Regions from separate parts of the Homo sapiens genome. Here regions 2 and 3 are each linked to region 1. The links are chromatin contacts, found by Hi-C in ENCODE. All regions are on one chromosome and are shown on one strand. Each heading gives the region's core, a stretch centred on a gene start or an enhancer-like site at or near the end of the contact. The rest is flanking DNA. Distances are from core to core; before and after follow the strand shown. Region 1 holds the start of FBXL17 (F-box and leucine rich repeat protein 17). Region 2 has its middle 39 kb from the start of LINC01848. Region 3 has its middle 280 kb from the start of LINC01950.

Region 1 (4,762 bases), core at 960-3,459:
CAGGCTGTCTGTACAGGAATCACATAGGGAGCCTGTTACCAGGTAGCGATTCGAGGGCCCCGTATCCAGAAAGCATAAAACATCCTAACTTTTTGAGATTCATCCATGCTTTTTCTCTTGTGTTGCTGAGTAGTATTTAATTAGATGAATATATCAGTTTATTAATCCGTTCTCCCACTGATGGACATCTGGGCAGTTTATAGTTTTTGGTGACCATGAATAAAGTTGTTACGGACATTTTTGTACATGTCTTTTTATCGATATATGCTTTTATTTCTCTGGATAAATACCTAGATGTGGGATTGCTGGCTCATAGGGAAGATGTGTATTTAACTTATATGAAATGTATAGGTCGCAATTTTTTTTAAGAGACTGTGTTTCGCTACGCTGCTCAAGATGGACTACGGTGGCTATTCACATGCATAATCATAACAAGCTGGGCTTAAGCGATCCTCACGCCTCACCAGCCCTGTTGTAGTTTGAATGATAGGTACCACCACATCTGGCTCTGACAGGTTCATATTTTTGACATAAAGTTACAAAACACTTTATAATACTCTTGCCTTTTGTGAAAGTGCAGCCTAGTAGAGATGTCAAAGGATCTGTAATAAGTCCTCAAGCACTGCTCTGGGGCCCTGGAAGATTCTCCTACAGGCAAATGGATGAAAGTTATGTGGATTATATGTGTACGTAAATGTCGTTCAGGCAATGCATTTGATAGTGAATAGCGTGTATGTCTGTGAAATCTTTTGACAAATATTTGCTTCTAGAATTCCACATAACTGTCATTAGGCTCTGAAAGGATCCCTGAATGTGACAGACTTAAGATTGGTCATTTCTGACAAAAAGGCCAGAATTAACAATTGTTTGACAGCATGTTTGAGAGCAGGCTGGGTGGGGCTGGCCACTATAGTGGGAATAGCAATGTAGGTTCCAACAGTGGTCTTCTCCAAGCCACTGGGCCTTGAATATTGCAATACTTCTTCCTCAGTCAGCTCTCTCAAGTTATCCTTAGCAGATTTTTTTTTAAACACCTGCCACTTCTCTTCCACCCTTCAGCAGGTAACCAAGCTCTATCTGAAGCAAAACAGAAACCAACAGAAAGGAACTCTTTCACCTTCCTGCTAGAAACATCCACCTCTCTGTATCCGTCCTTTATCTACCTTTCCTCATTCTCTGTAATCACAATGAAGAAAGTATCCTTCCTAAAGCACTCTCCATTCCACCTTCTCCTCTTATTTCTCTCACTAGAGTGGCTCATTCCCATGGTATTTGCCTCCTCTAATTTTTCGCTTGTGAAAGCTAACCTCTCCGCACCAGGTACCGCTCTAGCAGCTGCCCTAGCTCTTTAGCCTCGATATAGTCAAACCTTCTAAAGGACTGCCTGCATAGCTGTTTCCTCTTTCTCATCTGGATCACCAACGTTTGTCATATAGCAGGCACTGCACCGTCATGTTTAAAATATACAACAGACGGCTAGACAGGATTCCGAGGGTGTAGACAATAAAGTGATCTACAGTTTGTAGCCTGGGTGTTGAATGGCTCACTGGGTGGGGAAGCTGTTATCTTTCTGCTGTGCACAGGTAATTTGATATATGCTTTCATTCTGAAATAAAGTTGTGGAAAGGCAGTAGTACGCAACAATTAAGAAAACACAAGTGGGTAAACAGTGGTGCCGCACAACCAATCAACCCCTCACATGACTTCGGTGCGCATCACCCAGGGGCCGCATCTGCCACTCTGCCCGAAGCGCGGTCAGCGCCCACACTGGCCCTTCCGGCGGAACCCGCCTCGCGGCTTCGAAGTGGCCTCGGTTTCCGAGTCAGGGGTGGTGACAGGGGTGGAAGGTGAGGGGAAGAGCCCAGCGGCTCCCGGCCAATGGCAGCTCTTGAACTTACACCTCGAGACGTCAGCGCGGCTGTGTAAACGGATGTCACACAGCTGGCTCGGAAGTGTCTCCTCCCGCCTCAGAAACGCGGCGCACGCCCAGCAGCTTCGGAAAAACCTTAGGCGGTGGGAGGGAGGGGCGTGCGCCGCACCCCGCAAGCCCAGAGCTCCGTGCCCTAGCCGGCCGGCTTCTTCCCGTAGTGCCGGTGTGACGGCCGTCCCGGGTGAGCAGCCGGGTGCCGGCGTCCCCGCCACGAGCGCGCCACCGCAACTGGCTCCGCCCCCTGCCGGAACGGGCCGCGCGCTCCTGCGGCTCCGAGCAGAGTCGCGGGTGCGCGCGCCGGCGGCGGATCCGCAGTTAAAATGGTCCGAGCGGGACCCGGCCTTTCCCCGGCCGCTCCGCTGACTGACTGAGCCGGCTGGCCGGGCCCGGACTGGTCGCCTAGCCGGCAGGCTCGCTCGCTCCCTCCCTCGCGTCCCCAAAGCTCGCGCCCATCGTTCTCCCGGCTTCCCTGGGCAAAGCATGTAGCCCCCGTCGGGCACTCCGGCGGCCCGCAGCTGACGCCCACCCCCCACCGTCGCGTGTGTGCCCGTGTGTGCGTGTGTGTGCGCAGGAAGGGCGACCCCTCCGGGGGCCGAGCCAGCGAGCGGCCTGCCCCGCTGCCGGGAGCCCGCCTCTCTGGGTCTCCCTCCCTCCCGTCCCGGTCCCCCTCCTCGGGGCCTTCTATATGGGCCACCTTCTCTCGAAGGAGCCGCGTAACCGCCCGAGCCAGAAGAGGCCTCGCTGTTGCAGTTGGTGCCGCCGCCGGCGCCCTCTCCTCAGGCTGCCCCGCCGGACCCCAGCCAAGGTGCCCCCTCAGCCGGCGGCGCCCCGGAGCCGGGACTGCTTCTTCCGCGGGCCCTGCATGCTCTGCTTCATCGTGCACAGTCCCGGCGCGCCCGCCCCCGCCGGCCCAGAGGAGGAGCCGCCGCTCTCGCCGCCGCCGCGGGACGGGGCCTACGCTGCCGCCTCCTCCTCTCAGCACCTGGCGCGGCGCTACGCGGCCCTGGCCGCCGAGGACTGCGCCGCTGCTGCCCGCCGCTTCCTGCTATCCTCGGCCGCCGCCGCCGCCGCCGCTGCCGCCTCGGCTTCGTCGCCCGCCTCCTGCTGCAAAGAGTTGGGGCTGGCTGCGGCCGCCGCCTGGGAGCAGCAGGGCCGAAGTCTCTTCCTGGCCAGCTTGGGGCCGGTGCGCTTCCTGGGGCCGCCCGCCGCCGTGCAGCTCTTCCGGGGGCCGACACCGTCACCGGCCGAGCTCCCTACGCCCCCCGAAATGGTGTGCAAGCGGAAGGGGGCCGGGGTCCCCGCCTGCACCCCCTGCAAGCAGCCCCGCTGCGGCGGCGGGGGCTGCGGCGGCGGCGGCGGCGGCGGTGGCGGGGGAGGGCCTGCGGGGGGAGGCGCTTCGCCGCCCCGGCCCCCCGACGCCGGCTGCTGCCAGGCCCCGGAGCAGCCCCCGCAGCCGCTCTGCCCTCCGCCCTCTTCTCCCACCTCCGAAGGTGCCCCCACCGAAGCTGGCGGGGACGCTGTCCGAGCCGGGGGCACCGCCCCCTTGTCCGCCCAGCAGCAGCATGAATGTGGCGACGCGGACTGTCGGGAGTCCCCCGAAAACCCCTGCGACTGTCACAGGGAGCCGCCCCCCGAAACCCCAGACATCAACCAGCTGCCGCCGTCCATCCTGCTCAAGGTGGGTCTGGGCGAGAGGCGCAGGGATGCTCGCTTTCCCCCACCCCCGGCCCCCGCCTCCGAGGCTTTCTCTCTCCTCCCCCTAAGCGCGGAGGAGGGGGGTTCCCTGGCAGCCTAGGGACGTCCCAAGGGGAGACTGGGAAGCCAGTGGGGCCTCTGCCTATGGCCTATTTTTTGAAGTAGGAGCACTTGGAGTCTACTGAATGTCTTTTAATAGCTTGACTCTATAACCCACCATTCAGGGTTCAGCTATTATTAGAATCCCAACCCAGTGGTTTAGAAACTTCGCAGGTATTCTGTGGAAAAAAAAATTTTTTAATCGAGGAATTTATACTTAGTGGGTAAAGGCTTTGCATGTTGGTGTTTGAAAGTCTTTAAACATTACTTTCATGTTTGATGGCTGGTAGTTAATGTCAAACGGTTAACTTACTGAGCATTTACCATAATCAGGCACTGCGCCAGACTTTATATATATAATATCCCATTTATCTAGTTAACGCTTCGAGATAAATACTGTTAATATCTTTATTTTATACAGGAAGAAACTGATTTCTCCGTGCTGTGGGCCACGGTTTATAGTAGTGAGTCAGGCAGAAGTGGTCTTTGCTCCTGTGGAGCTGACAGTCTAGTGGGGCTTGAAGTGGTTGAATGACTTGTGCAAGGTCACATACAGAAAGTAAAGGGTAGATCTAGGTCTTGAATGAGGGAATTTAAGACCACCTGACTTAAAAACCTCTTTGTTTATGCTATGTTGTAATGCCCTTCTACATTTTAACCCTTGCATAAAAGCATACAGATTACCAGAGGTAAGCACAGATGTATTTTTTGTTGGGAGATGGGTGTCCTGCATGAAGTTTGTGTCATTTTCAACTACCAAGAATATTTTGCAGTTTTGTCAATGCTAGTGACAAACTTTAGTTACATAATAGAGTTTTTATTAAGTTATTATTAACTTTTTCCCTCCTTTTCTCTCTTCTCCCACCCTACCCTATTTGGAGCTTAATAAATATAAACCATTTTCATTGTGGATGATACTAGAGACTAGCCATAAATAACCTTGATAAGAATTTGGCTACTTTTACCGTTACTGAAGTAACTGTCATTAATTACAATTGTTATTGTCACCAATATAGTTTCTTTGACTAGACTTTTTGC
Region 2 (4,762 bases), core at 1,001-3,500, 1.5 Mb before region 1:
AGTACATGTGGGTCCAGGCAGCCATATTAATTGTCTATGTGAACATTTTGTGAGCTTTCTATCCATACCATGCCACCCCAGGACCATAGTCTTGGAATTGTTCTGGACAGCCTGTATACCATTAAGGCATATACTGTGATCAGAAATCAGGCAATCACATCCCTCCCTCAGAACCCTTTTAACCTTCTCTGACTTAATCTAAACTAATCAGATTTTTTTCTGTGAATTTGGAGTTGGCACTGATAGGAACAGCTCTACTGTTTGCCTGAGTTGAGGGCTTTGTAAAATTGCCAGATAAGAGGCAGCCGTCTTCTGCCATGTGCTTGAAGAAATAGCAAAAGTTGGTGTAATAAGAGAAAAATAAAGCAGATACACAGTGACGAGTGGAGAGCAAGAGCCTCAAAAGTCAGAGACAGACACACACATAAAGACAGAGAGACAGAGACAGAGGGAGAGAGAGGAATTGTGTTACTTTCTGAACACTTTAAGATGCTGGTCCCAAACCTAGACATGTCTTCCCCTGGTGTTTCATGAGATAGATAGCCTATTTTCTTAGTGTCAGTCCTCCATTCTGCTTGAATTAGCAGTAAAAGAGCTTTGGGGACAATCCCTAGCCAGGTGAGGGCTAGGCCCATCTAGGCTTCAGGGACAGATTTCCAGCAAAGCCACGCAGCAGTTCTTCCCCACCACTGAGCAAAGGAGCCTTTGTTAGGCTAGGGTGCACCACCTGTGCACTGTCTGCCTGTCCTTTGTCAGAACCAGCCCCTCCTGCTAGCTTTTTAACATCTCTGTCCTTGCCAAAAACATTCAGAGTTGGAAGACAAAGGCATCAAGGATGCAGAAGAGAGGCCCTGGCAAAAGTGAGAGCAAAACCAAGGATTGCTGTGGACAAAGATAGCAAGGACAAGTCACTTCAGTGGGCTGTCATTCACAACCGAAAGCCACAGGCTGGAGTGCCTGTGGTGGCTGGAATACAATGTTCTACCATAAGGAAAATGAGGTGGGTAACTCCTTTCATTTCCACCATAGTGAAGGTCTATTCTTTCCTTCAAAAATATTTAATATACTATTCCAATTGTATTAAAAATGCAATACCAGCCAGATATGGTTGCTCCCACCTGTAATCCCAGCACTTTGGGAGGCCAAGGCAGGAGGATCACTTGAGTCAGAAGTTCAGGACCAGGCTGGGCAACATAGGGAGACTCCATCTCTACCAAAAAAAAAAAAAAAAAGTTGAGTGTGGTGGCACACACCTGTAGTCCCTGCTACCCATGATGCTGAGTCAGAAGGATTGCTTGAATCCAGGAGGCAGAGGCTGCAGTGAGCTGATTGCACCACTGTACTCCAGCCTGAGAGGCAGAGCAAGACCTCATTAAAAAACAAAAAAAATCAAGCAATACCCAACGTGGTCAAGTTCTGTCTCTTCTTGGCTCTAACACACGTCCTAGGTATCTGATCGCAGGATAGAAATCAGTACAGAAAGTATTTCACACCCTGCCCCACCCCCAAACAAAGCCAAAGCAGGTCTGTCTACAGCTTACTCCATGGCACTGCATCATTCTTCACCCCACAGCCTCCCCCCAGCCCCCACACCTTTCCTCCACCGTGCTCCCTGGATAAGCATCCCACTCATGCTTTAGACTGCCCAGAGGGAGTAATTTGGCACCACACGGGACACCTTATTCTTGGAGTGCTAAACAGAAGTTAAGACTCGTGACTCTTCTCAGCTCTAATCACACACTAATTTCTCTGATAAAGCCACTTCAGATTTCTGTTCAGCCCAGACCCTTGGCATCAGGCCTTGGAGCTGTTCTGGGCCAGGCTGCTGGACATACCATGTGATCTGAGCTCAAGCAGTCACCACATACCTCCCCCATCAAACCTTCTAACCTGCTTTGTTTTGATTATTTTAAAATCCTGCCAAACCTATTAGGGCTAATGCTCCGCTGAAAGCAGCCACGACCTCCTGTCAGCACTTGGCACTGCAGGGCCATCCGTGACAAGGGGGGAGCTCACAGTCCTCTCTGTAGGAGGCTAGCACCCTCTGCTTCCAAAGAGGGAGGGAGTGACTGCAGAAAAGGCACCTGCCACCTAAACCTCAGAAGTCAACGGCTCCCCTGCCCCTGCAGCTAAGGCCTCAGTTCTTTGAAGCATATGAGCAGCTGCAGAAGCAATGGTGGCCTCAAAAAGTCCCATCAGCAGCTCTCAGAGTTTGTCTTCAAAACAAAAGTGCACCTGTGTTTTGGCAAGCTTCAAAGGGGTTATGAGTTGTGAGCAAATGCAATGTGGTTGAGTGAGAAGTGCTTTGAGCCTATGACTGCACAGACACACCACAGCATCTGGCACCATGGCTGCTCTGTGACCTTGAGGAATCACTCTCTGGACCTTCGGCATAGAAGAGATTCACACCTGATCAGATTCACCCCTGAGCTTCAGGACCTGGGTTAACAGTTAAAGACCTTCCCAGCTTGTCCTTCCATGCCTCAGGTTTGTACTGCTTTCTTTAGCATCTAATAAACAGTTCCTGTCCCTTCCCCTTTGGTCTTGGCTCCTAGAATGCCCTTCCATCTCCCTACTCAAATCCAGCACATTCTCTAAGACTCAGCTTAAGTTACTTTTTCTTGAAGGCTTTCTTGGCTCCCACAGCCCTCAAGGCTCCTCCTACTATCCCATCAGGCAATTGCACACAATTATGCAGCCATTATAGACTCCTTTATGTTGTTCTCGATTATTATGTCTGTGTTAATATTGCATCCTTCAATATCCTAAACTCCTCAAGGATAGGGTCCAAATCATTTTAGCACACTCCTGGATTGTGTGCTAAGATTAAAAAGAAAAAAATAATAAAATGGCAACATCCCAGGGCATGATTATTCTGCCACCCTTCCCCAGTAGTCACACTCTTAGTCAGGAGAACACAGCACTCTGTCATTTTCTAAAGGTCAGAAAAAGGTGATCGCGGTCAGCCAGTAAAAGTCGGGTGAGCCACGTCCATCTGGGTGTCCCTGCTGTCTATTTCTAAGTAATCCTCTGCTTAGGGGGCAGTCAGTGATGCCAACAGTGGGGGCTTTCAATCCATAATTACAACGTCTTTCCTTCAGCCCAAAATGTGGAACAGCTCCTGATTCCTCCCTTGGCAGCCAAAAGGCTGATCTAGCCCCAACCAACTGCAAGAGGTAATGGCAGGACCACGAACCTCCTGCAGCTGCAGGGATGAGCCATGGGAGGCTGATAACCACGAGAAATGACCACAAGGACTCTATGGGTGTCCTTGGAGGCAAGGACTGGTTGAGAGAAGAGTTGGGGAAAGTAGAAATGAGGCTTTGCAATGAAACTCTGAATAAAGCTAGCTCTATGGGCCTTTGCAGGTAAAAGCCCTAAATGACGGAAAGGTAGCAATCCCCATCCCCAACACTACTCTCCATATCCATGCAGGCACAACCTTCCACATGCCCCAGGAGCCCGGCAGCTTTTGAGGACCCTGCTCACTCTCAGTGGTAGAGGAGGAAGAGAAAGAGAGAAAATCCATTCAAAGCCAGGACCTAGCAGAGTCCAAATAAGAGGATATTTAAAAATAAATAAATAGCTCAATTCACTTTACAAAAGAAGACATAGAGGTGGCCAACTAGCATATGAAAAAATGTTCAACACCACCAATCATTAGAGAAATGCAAATCAAAACCACAATCAGATACCATCTCACACCAGTCAGAATGGCTATTATTAAAAGGTCAAAAAAGAACAGATAGTGGCAAGATTGCAGAGAAAAGGGAATGTCTATACGTTGCTGGTGACAAAGTAATTAGTTCAGCCATTGTGGAAAGCAGTGTGATGATTTCTCAAAGAACTTAAAACAGAATTACCATTTGGCTCAGCAATCCCATTATTGGATATATATCCAAAGGAATATAAATCATTCTACTATAAAGACGCGTGCACATATATGTTTATCACAGCACTATTTACTGTAGCAAAAACATGAAATCAACCTAAATGCCCATCAATGGTAGAATGGGTAAAGTAAATGTGGTACATATGCACCATAGAATACTACACAGCCATAAAAAGAATCAGATTATGTCCTTTGTAGCAACAAGAATGGAGCTGGAGGCCATTATCCTCAGCAAATTAATGCAGGAACAGAAAACCAAATGCCACATGTTCTCACTTATAAGTGAGAGCTAAACACTGAGTACATATGAATGCAAAGAAGAGGACAACAGACACTGGGGCCTACATAAGGGTGGAAGGTGTGAGAATGGAGTGGATCAAAAAACTACCAATTGGATACTATGCTTATTAGCTAGATGATGAAATAATTTGTACCCCAAACCCCCGTGACATGCAATTTACCTGTATGACAAACTTGCACCTGTACCTCTGAACCTACAATAAAAGTTTATTTAACAAGTCAATTTAAAAGGATCTAGAGACTTGGTCATTGGCTAATTTCATTGCACCGGATCCATCACAGACAATAGATATTTGGGCTCAAATGTTTCTAGACTGGAGCACGGGATGAGGGAAATATTGTATCTTTTGTTTTGTCCTAAGGAGGAGAAACAAATTCCCAGGGTGTATTAGTCCATTTTCATACCCCCATAAAGAATTGCCCAAGACTGGGTAATTTATAACGGAAAGAGGTTTAATTGACTCACAGTTCAGCATGGCTGGGGAGGCTTCAGGAAACTTACAATCATGGCGGAAGGTGAAGGGGAAGCAAGGCACCTTCTTCACAAGGTGACAGGAAGGAGAAGTGCTG
Region 3 (4,762 bases), core at 824-3,323, 1.1 Mb after region 1:
ATTACAGGCTTTGAGCAAAGGCAACAGTAGTGAAGAAACCCGGAGCTCTGTAAACATTACTGAAGAACCATGCCAAATATATGCATAAATTCAGGTACGGGGAAACTTCGGGCTTAATGTTCTTAAGATGATATTTGAAGAGTGTTTCCAAAAATAAGGTTTTATAAGGGATTTTGAAAATTTGTTTGTTTTTAAAGGAAGTTTTAGCTTGTCTGGTTGTGCAGATAATCTTCCCTTCCTAAATCAGTGCCTTGCTGTTTTGTGAAGTCCAGGGCCCTGCAAACTGAAACAAAAGGTGCGAAGTTCTTCTCATCCATCTTAATAGGGTGTTAATGACTGCAGAGGCTGACTGAGACCATTTAAATGTGAGCGCTATTAATCACCTAGAAAAAACACAAACACCCAGCTCAAGCCACTAAAATGTAATTGCAAGGGACAGTTGGGTCTAATTTTGATTTTGAATGAAGACTTGTATAAAAAAAAAAATGAGCTGCCTCCAAGCCAGCTTGGCAGATTTAAAGCCAAGCCTACAAGCAACTGCCTGCTAATCTTTTATTGAGATTTGAAGAGGTGGTTTCTTCCATGAACTTGCAGTTTAGCTCTTCTGCATCTAGTGAACAACTTTTACCAATGGTATAAATTTCTACTAGGCAGTCACTTGCCAAATTACATTTCCTTAAGAGGACTTCCAATGTATCCTTTGACTTGGAAATGTGTGTGTGTGTGTGTTTTAAGTGCTTCAAGGATATTTTATTCAAGGTTTTAAATAATTTCCTGTTTCCATAACTTGTTGTTCTGACTCTTTTTGCAATGTGTTTGTCATGTCTGAAACTATTGTTTTTCTCAGATTTTGGCAGGGTTGGGGGTGGAATCGGCAGTGGTGAATCTTGGCTTTAACTTGGCAAAATTGGCAATATTTCTGGAAAACAAAATGAAAGGTCTAGAGGAGCATTTTTTTTTTTAAATTGTTGTTGCTGTTTTGCAGGGTGGGCTAACGGAAGAGTAGAAATGTAGCAATTCTACTTTACAGAAAAACAGAGTCTGCCTTCTGTATTAAGTGTAATCTAATGTATTAAATTGATAGAAATACACATGGTGCTAGGTTTCTGTTGAGGAATGCAGAGTTCGGCACGTATTCTCAGTCATCTCATTCACACATTGCCTGAAGTTTGAGATTAGTAATCAAGGGGTGGTTTATTTATTTTTGTTTTTCTATACATGGCCAAAGTACATGCATGATCTGTCTTTAGGGTATGGGGATATGGGAGGTAGGGGGATCTCCCTGGTCCAGGGTTCTTTGCCTGTGGCATTGTTTTCCATCGATAACTACCGCTGGGGACAATGACCTGGCCTGGCCTGATCTGACCCAGTTTCATGTACAAGATGCAAGTTTGGAGGGTATTTATCTCAACTGTTGGACATGTTGTTGATTTTTATTTTTTGACTGGAGCAGCCAAGCCACTTTTGGTTTCACCACTCCTTACATTCACCCTTTGCTTGTTGCCTAGGGCAGAAGGCACTTGGAAAGTTCACAAAGGAAATAAAATACTTCAGTGGCCTCTGAAGTTAAATAAAATACTTGTCTAAGGGTTAGGTCTTTCCCTCCTCCCTTTCGCAATGGAAAGAGGCAGAAAAGCTGTGGATTTTAATAAGGCTAACATTCTAGGTTTGGAAAAGGTCAAGTGACCACAAATGCCTGATAAAGTATTTGCTTTTTTTCAGTATAACATTTGAATTTTAAAATATGATATTTAAGGCAATTATTCTTCAGAAGTTCACTAACTTCAAATGAGTAGGTTCTAAGGGCTAAAAATGCTCCGTACCATCCAAGAGTTGTCACTAATGTTGCTGTCATTGTCACTTAAGGAAGGATTTGAAAGGTAGTATGTTCAAGATATTGCCAGCCTCTTCCCAGTGCCTGGTGGGTGGGGAGAGAAGAATGGGTTTAAAAGGCAATTTGAGCTGCAATCAGATAATATCAATGTATACATAAAGTACAAGTTATATGTTGTTATTTAGCATCTTCAATTACCCATTGTGAAAGTTAGGGGTGAATCTTTGGAAAAGCAGTGAATGTTTATCACCCACTTCCTCTTTTTCTCTTCCTGTTCTATTATGAGTTGTCAGTTAGCCTTTCTTTAGTCCTTCTAAGTTTGAAGTGTGCAGAATATTTAACATTATTCTACTTCTTCTAAGTTAATTTTTAAAATTCTGAAGTTCCTTATTTTAAGGCTACCTGTGTCTTAAGATAGCTGTTCAGGAGGAAGCGTGGGAACTGATTTAGTTTTCCCACCGAGAAGCCCTGCACGAATTCAAGTATTAGCCTTGATTCTGGCTCTGCAGCAGCCTCACTGTGTGGTCTCGGCAAGAAGTTGTTATATCTCAGTTTCCCTATCTGTATAAAATGGGGTAATTACCCTAGCTTACTCAGTAAGTTATAGCCTTGAACAACAAATGAATGATGATAAAGTATTTAAAACTACAAGAGAATGTAGAAATTCTAAGTATTACAGTTTTATTGCCTTACAAGGGGTGATAAAGTAAAAGTGAGGTTTAATAACAAATTGAAATTCCTAGATGAAAGGGACTGGAGAAGTTCAAAGTCATTTTATTATTATTAATAATAGGTGTTGTACTGCCTTCGTTCACCCTCGTCATCTAATCAGCACGCATTCCTTGGATTAAAGGGAGTGTTCTCTCTCCAAATGACTTTTATCTACAGTGTTGAGACATTCCTTATCCTGTTTTATGGATATGGAGTTTTGAATGACTATAAACAACTCCATTTTTTAGAAACTTTTTTTTTTTTTTTGAAAAGAAGAGAAGCCAAGTTGCCTCTTGGTTCACCTTCGTAAGTATGTGAAGATGTTTATATGAAGCTCCTTCACAGTTCTGTTCCTGTTTGTGAGACCCCAACCTCCTTGCTCATGGATTTATGTTGTTCACTCCATAGACATTCTTAGTTTCCCCTTTGTCTACGTGGAAAGATTCCAATTTTATTTATATAGAGTCTCAAATCATATCTCTAATTTTAATACAAAACCTCTGTTAAGCCAGAATAAACGGAAAGCATAAATACTTTAAAATGCTTTACTTTAAACATTTGCAAGAGTGGAGAACAGATTGTAGAAATTTCTCAAGTGAAAGGAACTTGACATACATGACAAATGTGAGGCTCACCTGGCTGAGGGGATGAGAAGATGTGGAGCCAGCATCGGCAGGAGTCAGAGTGAGGCTAGGCAAAAAAAGTATTCAGCTTCAAACCACTCTTGTTCTTTTTTCTTTTAAAAATTTTTTAAGGCCTGGCGCGGTGGCTCTCGCCTGTAATCCCAGCACTTTGGGAGGCCGAGGCGGGTGGATCGCAAGGTCAGGAGATTGAGACCATCCTGGCTAACACGGTGACACCCCATCTCTACTAAAAATACAAAATATTAGCCAGGTGTGGTGGCTGGCGCCTGTAGTCCCAGCTACTCGGGAGGCTGAGGCAGGAGAATCGCTTGAACCAGGGAGGCGTAGGTTGCAGTGAGCCGAGATTGCACCACTGCACTCTAGCCTGGGCGACAGAGCGAGACTCCGTCTCAAAAAAACACACAATTTAAATTTTTCACTTTTTAGGACAATTTCAACTTTTAGATACAGAGGGCACATGTGCAGGTTTGTTACATGGCTATATTGTGTGATGCTGAGGTTTGGGGTATGGATCCCACCACCTAGATAGTGAGCATAGTACCCAACAGGTAATTTTGGTGGTTTTTAAACCCACACCCTGCCCTCACTGACCTGTCTAGTAGTCCACAGGGTCTATTGTTCTCATCTTTATGTCTATAAGTACCCAATGTTTAGCTCCCACTTATAAGTGAGAACATGTGGTACTTGGTTTTCTGTTTTTGCATTAATTTGCTTAGGATTATAGCCTCCAGTTGCGTCCATGTTGCTGCAAAAGATACGATCTTGTTCTTTTTCATGGCTGAGTAGTATTCTATGGTGTGTATGTACCACATTTTTATTATCCAATCCATCACAACCATGCTAGTTCTGAATCTTTTACCCTGCTTGGTGAAAACCATAATGAATAAAGCATGCAAAATTTATTTGTGCAAAAGAATAAATAATGGCTTACTGCAGTAGTATCTGCTGGTAAGTTCATTTTTTTAATTCAAAATCTTAATAAGGATCTTCTTTTTGATATTGAACTATTCTGGGATTATGGGAAATGGAAGTATATTTAAAATTTAACAAATTGACAAGAGACACAGTGACCCTTTAGATAACTGGAGTTAAATAATGACAGAAGAAGTGTTCCAAAGCGGTAGATAATTAAATGTCAAACAAGAGTGGCAGCCAGTGAATGCTGTGGGCCTGGCCTGGCATGTTGGAGGTATTCAAGAAATACTTTTGAATGAGTTCACAGGAGGCTTGGAGTGGCAGCAAAGTCTTGGAGGCCGTTGTTAATGGAGTGGACTCTTGGGAGTCAGTTCGGGTTTAGGGATTGATGTGGAGAAAGGATAAGAAAAGGCATTCAAATTGGAAGACCATGGGGAGAGTTGCGAGGAGGGATGATCACCGTGTGTTCACAAAAAATGAGTAAATCTGTGACTGAAGTGGGGGACTGGCAACTCTTTAATAAAATCACTGCAATGTATAGCTCAAGCTTGTCCAACCTGCAGCCCATGGGCTGCATGCGGCCCAGGATGGCTTTGAATGCAGCCCAACACAAATTTGTAAACTTTCTTAAAACATTCTGAGATTTTCTATTTGTAAA

The links. A loop is a pair of places that touch in the nucleus more often than their neighbours do. Pooled maps may share reads with other maps.
Region 2: a map of OCI-LY7 shows a loop between it and region 1 (33-fold over the local background). The contact joins the enhancer-like site here to the promoter of FBXL17 in region 1. A Hi-C loop is called at or near these places in 2 of 168 maps with a recorded cell type or tissue (CD8-positive, alpha-beta T cell and OCI-LY7), 1 of 37 single-sample maps with no recorded cell type and 7 of 50 pooled maps.
Region 3: a loop to region 1 is called in a map with no recorded cell type, with 4 times the contacts of the local background. The contact joins the enhancer-like site here to the promoter of FBXL17 in region 1. A Hi-C loop is called at or near these places in 3 of 37 single-sample maps with no recorded cell type and 3 of 50 pooled maps.

The regions. Positions count from the first base shown.
Region 1 is chr5:108,379,545-108,384,306 of GRCh38, reverse strand. It overlaps FBXL17 (F-box and leucine rich repeat protein 17), which reads left to right and starts at 2,209. Exons shown (of 9, transcript NM_001163315.3): 1 at 2,209-3,608. The coding sequence starts at 2,616. RefSeq lists an enhancer at 1,839-1,958 and silencers at 2,059-2,308, 2,509-3,258, 3,279-3,358.
Region 2 is chr5:109,919,364-109,924,125 of GRCh38, reverse strand. No RefSeq gene overlaps it. Among named protein-coding and RNA genes, the nearest start is that of LINC01848, 39 kb to the right of the region's middle. Within about 2 kb of position 2,250, at least 4 of the 41 ENCODE cell types and tissues checked have a DNase peak (open chromatin) inside an H3K27ac peak, as active enhancers do; they include CD8-positive, alpha-beta T cell and OCI-LY7, where a contact is called at or near this core.
Region 3 is chr5:107,291,667-107,296,428 of GRCh38, reverse strand. No RefSeq gene overlaps it. Among named protein-coding and RNA genes, the nearest start is that of LINC01950, 280 kb to the right of the region's middle. Within about 2 kb of position 2,073, at least 2 of the 41 ENCODE cell types and tissues checked have a DNase peak (open chromatin) inside an H3K27ac peak, as active enhancers do.